Regions from separate parts of the Homo sapiens genome. Here region 1 is linked to region 2. Evidence: chromatin loops called from intact Hi-C (ENCODE). Cell type or tissue: chondrocyte. All regions are shown on one strand. Links, peaks and the distances in the headings refer to the core of each region. The heading gives the core; the rest is flanking DNA.

What was found. Hi-C counts contacts between places; a loop is a spot of excess contacts. Peaks named below come from ENCODE experiments on the same cell type or tissue, not always from the same donor. Only the 100,000 strongest peaks of a DNase experiment are listed, where the experiment ranks them.
Region 1: it touches region 2 in a loop (2.6-fold over the local background); 2 of 110 quality-filtered maps call a loop at or near these places.

The regions. Positions count from the first base shown.
Region 1 is chr7:19,013,499-19,016,340 of GRCh38, forward strand. No RefSeq gene overlaps it. Among named protein-coding and RNA genes, the nearest start is that of TWIST1, 100 kb to the right of the region's middle. In chondrocyte, for the core only: a CTCF peak has its summit at 1,788; no DNase peak of the experiment used is centred there.
Region 2 is chr7:19,111,103-19,114,017 of GRCh38, forward strand. It overlaps LOC124901597 (a long non-coding RNA gene), which reads left to right. Exons shown (of 3, transcript XR_007060241.1): 2 at 450-1,565; 3 at 1,653-2,143. It also overlaps a transcript of TWIST1 not described here. Among named protein-coding and RNA genes, the nearest start is that of TWIST1, 5.1 kb to the right of the region's middle. In chondrocyte, for the core only: no CTCF peak of the experiment used is centred there; a DNase peak (open chromatin) is centred at 1,409.

The sequences.
Region 1 (2,842 bases), core at 343-2,842, 98 kb before region 2:
ACATGTATGTCTTCTTTTGAGAAGTGTTTGTTCATATCTTTGGCCTGTTTTTAAAAATGGGATCACTTGTTTTTTGCTTGTTCAGCTGCTTTAGTTTCTGTAGATTCTGGATGTTAGACCTTTGCTGGATTTACAGTTTGTGAATATTTTCTCCCATTCTGTAGGTTGTCTGTTTACTCTGTTGATAGTTTCTTTTGCTGTGTAAAGGCTCTTCAGTTTAATTAGGTCCCACTTGTCAATTTTTGTTTTTGTTGCAATTGCTTTTCATGGATAATTTTTTTCCCAAGGTCTATGTTCAGAATGATGTTTCTGAGGCTTTCTTCTAGGATTCTTATAGTTTGAGGTCTTACATTTAAATCTTTAATCCATCTTGAATTAGTTATTGTATATGGTGACAAAGGTAGGGGTCTAGTTTCATTCTTCTGCATATGGTTAGTCAGCTATCCCAGCACCATTTATTGAATAGGAAGTTCTTTCCCCATTGCTTATTTTTGTTGACTTTGTGGAAGATCAGATGGCTGTAGGAGTGAAGCTTTATTTCTGGGTTCTCTGTTATGTTTCACTGGTCTATGTGTCTGTTTTGCACCAGTACTATGCTGTTTTGGTTACTGTGGCCTTATGGTATAGTTTGAAGTCAGGTAATGTGATGCCTCTGACTTGGTTCTTTTTGCTTAGGATTGCTTGGACAATTCTAGTTCTTTTATGGTTCCATTTGAATTTTAGAATATTTTTTCTACTTCTATGAAAAAAGTCCTTGGTATTTTGATAGGAATACTGCACTGAATTTGTAGAGTACATTGAGCAGTATGACCATTTTAATTATATTGATTCTTCCAACCCATGGGCATGTAATGATTTTCTATTTGTTAGTGTCATCTGTGATTTCTTTCAGCAATGTTTTGTGGTTCTCCTTGCAGAGATCTTTCATCTTCTTGGTTAGATGTATTTTATTTTATTTTATTTTCTTGTGGCTATTGTAAATGAGATTGCATTCTTGATTTGGTTCCCATCTTGAATGCTACTAATATTGGTACATTTAATTTGTATCCTGAAACACTGCTGAAGTTGTTTATCATTTCTAGAAGCTTTTGACAGAGTCCTTAGGGTTTTCTAGGTATGGAAACATATAATCAGTAAAGAGAGATAGTTCAACTTATCATCTTCTTATCTGGATCTTTTTAATTTCTTTAATTTATTATTTGGATAATTTTAACTTCTTTCTCTTGCTTGTTTTCTTTTGTTTTTATTTTATCCAACTTGCCAATCTGTACATTTTAAATGGGGGTGTTTAAATTCTTTAGAGTCAAGGTTAACATTGATAGGTGAGGTTTTGATCCTATATTGAAGTTGCTAGATGCTTGCTTTGTAGTTTCTATTATGTGGTTGCTTTATAGGGTCTTTGGTCTATGTACTTCAGTGTATTTTTGTAGTAGCAGGTAGATATAGCAGATATAGTTCTTAAATTTTATTAACACTCTTAAGGATCTCTTATAAGGCTGGTCTGTTGGTAGCCAATTCCCTTAATGTTTGCTAATTCAGAGAAGATTTTATTTCTCCTTCACTTCTGAAGCTTAGTTTAGCAGAATATGAAGTTCTAGGTTGAAATTTTTTTAGTGCTGAAAATAGGCCCCAGTCTCTCCTGGCTTGTAAGGTTTTTTTTGCTGAGAAGTCTGCTGTTAACTTGATGAGGTCTCCTTTATTTGTGGTCAGAGCTTTTTCTCTAGCTGCCCTTGATATTTTTCTTTAGTGTTGACCTTGGACAGCCTGGTGGTGATATGCTTGCTGATGTTCATTTTGTATAGGCTCTTGTAGATGTTCTCCGGATTTCTTGTATCTCGAAACATACCTCTCTACCAAGATTAGAAAAAGAATTTAAATTATTCCCTCAAATATGGTTTCTAGGTTGTTAACTTTTTCTGCTTTTCTCTCAGGAATGCCAGTAATTCATAAGTTTGGTCCCTTTACAAAATCCCATGTTTCTCAAAGACGCTGTTAATTTTTTAAATTCTTTTTTCTTTATTTTTGTCTGACTGCATTATTTTGAAAGACCGGTCTTCAAGCTCTGAAATTCTTTTTTTGCTTTGTCCAGTCTATTGATAAACGTTTCAATTCTATTTTAAAATTTCTTAAGTGAGTTTTTCAATTCCAGAAGCTCTGATTGATTTATTTTGAAGATGCTTATCTCTTCCTTCATTTCCTGGATTGCTTTAGATGCTTCTTTGTGTTGATTTTCAATCTCGTCTTGAATTTCACTGAGCCTCCTTGAAACCTGTACTTTGAATTCTTTTTCTGTCATTTCTGAGTTTCCATTTTGGTTAGGGACCATTGCTGGAGAGATAGTGTGATCCTTTGGTTATATCACTACATTCAGATTTTTTAATGGTGCCAGAAATCCTGCGTTGGTTCCCTCTCATCTGGAGATGCTGGCACTTCTAATGTTTGTATTACTTTCATGTGGGTAGTAGTTTTTCTTCTGTCTTTCCCTATAATAATTTTTTTGCTTTCTCCTTCTCCCCCTCCCTAAGAGGTGAATGACTGATTTTGTATGCACCCAGATTAAAAGTGGCATCCTGCTCTCAGTCCCCAATCTGGGAAAATGTCTGCAGTTTTTCCCACTGTATTCCTCTCACAGCATCTCCAAGCCTCTTCCCAAGTTAACTCTAGGACTTGGGAGAAACATAGTGGTTTCCCTTGGCCCTATTTTCTCAGTTATTCAGTGGAAAGATGAATCACAAAGGGAAGCTCTCTGCTGCTCTCATGTCCCAGGGCTTCTCTCATCTTTATCAGCTAGATGCCATCACACGCAGTTTTGCTAGTGTGCTATTCACCAGGATCTGGGTGT
Region 2 (2,915 bases), core at 266-2,765:
CAGTTCCAGCTTCCCACAATATCACCCCCTCCCAGTGCCAACCTTTGCCGTGGCCAGGTTCTTTGAGAGACTCCCGATCCTTAGTCTCCCACTTCAGGCCTGACTGTGCAGGTAAATGAGGGTAGCATTTTGAACCCCAGAAAAAAAGTCATATTTCGATTCTGTCTTCAGACCAAAACCAAACCAAAAGGAAAACTGCCGACTACTCCATACAAACTCACACTTAGGTTCGATAGTCCCTTATACATCTATATATTCCTCAATAAAGTGAAATAAAAGAGCAGCTGATTTTGGTGGTAGTCATTTCGTGAGATTTCCCTCTCTGGTAGATACGCAAACTTCATGTTTTACAGAAACTTAATTTCACTTGCTGGAAATCTCCCCTCCCCCAAGAAGGCTGCCTTCTGGAATGAATGCTTTTAGAGTTGTTTTTTCTTTTCCTAATCTAGAATTTTGTTCCTCTGACTTCAGCCTAAATCGCACGAAGGAGGAGGACACATCCACAAACTTGAGAGCGGGTGAGAGAAAAAAAAAATAGAAGGAAAAGAAAAGAGTCCACGTAAACAAGAAAGGAGGCTGTTGCAGGCTCTCCCTGCAGCAAACCCCAAACGATCTCGTTGCAGGGCGCCCACAAAATCCCGGCTATAATTGAGTGTTTTCTTTGAGGTTTTCTGACCATGTGCTTTTTACCATGGTTACTATGACTCTGATTCCAGAAGCTGAATATTCATCATGATCCCATCCCAACCTTTCAGAAGGCTTATCTCGTTGGTCCTTACAAAGAAGGAGAATCTAAAGGGGGCTCCTCTGTGCCAGTGATTTTAACCTGCTCCACCTTCCAGTGACCTGCCACATGCTCCTTCTTACTTTATAGACATCTGGGAATTCCATACATGCCTTAAACTCCAATTACACACCTTCTTCAAAGGACACGTGCTTTGATTTGCTAAGAACATTAAGTGGGCTCACGTCCTTAGGCCTTGAGACAAAAGCGAGGGGAAAATGGAAAATGTATCCCATGTCGTTTTTTTTTTTTTTTTAATTTAAACTGGGTCTATCCTTTGCTGTCCAGTAAATAAAGATAGTTAATAATCCTCCTATTTGCACATTCGTGGGCTCTCAAAGAGTTGGAAGGTTTCTGAGAAATAGTGGGATTGCCGGCTTTGAGAAAATATGAAGAAACCGATTTCTCCTTCCACTTTGCCAGTGCACTTTCCTTCCACTTTCACTGGTGCTGGGGGCGGCGCACTCTTTACGACATATAAGCGGAAAATTCTGCAAAAGTGGCCCCCGGGGATCCCCGCCCGACCCCTGTCTGTCGCTAATGTGGGCCTGTCTCCGGAAATTCGAGGTTGGGCCTTTGCCTGAATCTGTTGCTATTGCTCCCCTTGCTACCGCTGACACTTGGCACCGCCGCCTCCTAGCAGCGGCCAGACGCGGGGCTGGGGGCCTTCCACGCAAACCGAAGGAGATACGGACATCGTCATTCTCCCCACCGCGCGAGCCGGGCCCGCCACCCACGCAGGGGAGACCGTGCCCGTGCCCCTCTCCCGCGCCTGCCGCAGGTGAGACCCTCGCTCCCCACGGAGTTCTGTTTGGGTTTCCGTGGCGTTTGTTCCCCGCAGGTTTGTTTATTTTTCTTCAAATTACAGATGCAGGGAAAACCGCCTGACATCATGAGAGCGGGACAAACGCTCACTTTGAAGGATTCCTGGGCAGGACTTCAAGTGAAATCATATGCCTGAGAAGAACTTGATACCGGTCTAGAGAAAATAACCAGTTCTGACTTTGCCAAACCATGGAATGTGCAAAATGCTCTACTTTTTTGCAAGAGGCCAAATGTCCCTTAAAAAGCTCCATTATGAATATGAACCTTAAGACCGAAGGGTCAAGAAGCTTGTGCCGTTGTTGAGTGTGGGAAAAAATTTACACACATCGTGCAAGTTTCTGCTCCTTAACATTATTTTATTAATAATACGTTCCACTTTGGGGAGGGGAACCTGTAACTGTGCGTGAATTATCATCTGGACATGTGCTTCTGTGAACAAAAGGGGAAATGTGCATATGGGTAAAAAAATTACTGCTTTCTTATAACTAAAGGCTATCAATCTGACCAACTTATAAATAAAAGTAATCAATAGCACAGTAAAGGAAACATTAAATTTTCTACAATTTACCCAAGACAATTTAATACAATACTTTCCCCTAGCAAATGCATTCTGAAGGAAAAAGATCCCAAGTGAACCAACACATTAATTGGAAAGCCTTAGCTTCTTATTTCCGAAAACAAGAGGTAATTCATTCTATGTGTTCTTTAAATAAGGGTAGGTAGCAAAAATAAAATGAAATAACATAAAATCAAAAGAAGATATAATGGTGGAGGAAAAGAAACAGGTGGCTTCATTTCTATTCTAAAAAAGAATTTCACGATTTATGTCTTGTGTATACAGGGGTAGGGATTAGAATCTGCAAGCTGGAAACTGCATTCCAGTAGTTAATATTTTTCATTGTGCAGTCGCCTCATTCAAAATAAAATTACCACCTTTTTCATTCATTTATTTCTCTGAAAATCTGGGGGGAAACATTACCTTCAGATTAGTATTTAATATTACTATAAATATGGCATTTGCTTTTCTCCAAAGTGTTTCCCCTTATGAAAAAAGTAGAAAAAGCAAAACACATTAAAAAAAGAAAGAAATAAAAGAAAGGCAAATGGAGAGCTACCTTTCTTTGACACATCTAGTTCTTATATCCAGAGTTAAGATAACAATTACCTTCTCAGCAGTCATGGCCAGCTCCATCCTGGTGTACCTTAAGAAATCTGAAATATCAAATAGTCAGACCAAGCTAGTGAACAAGGAGACTCCCCATGAATAATTTAGAAAATGGAGGTGGTTGGATGATACATACAAAAA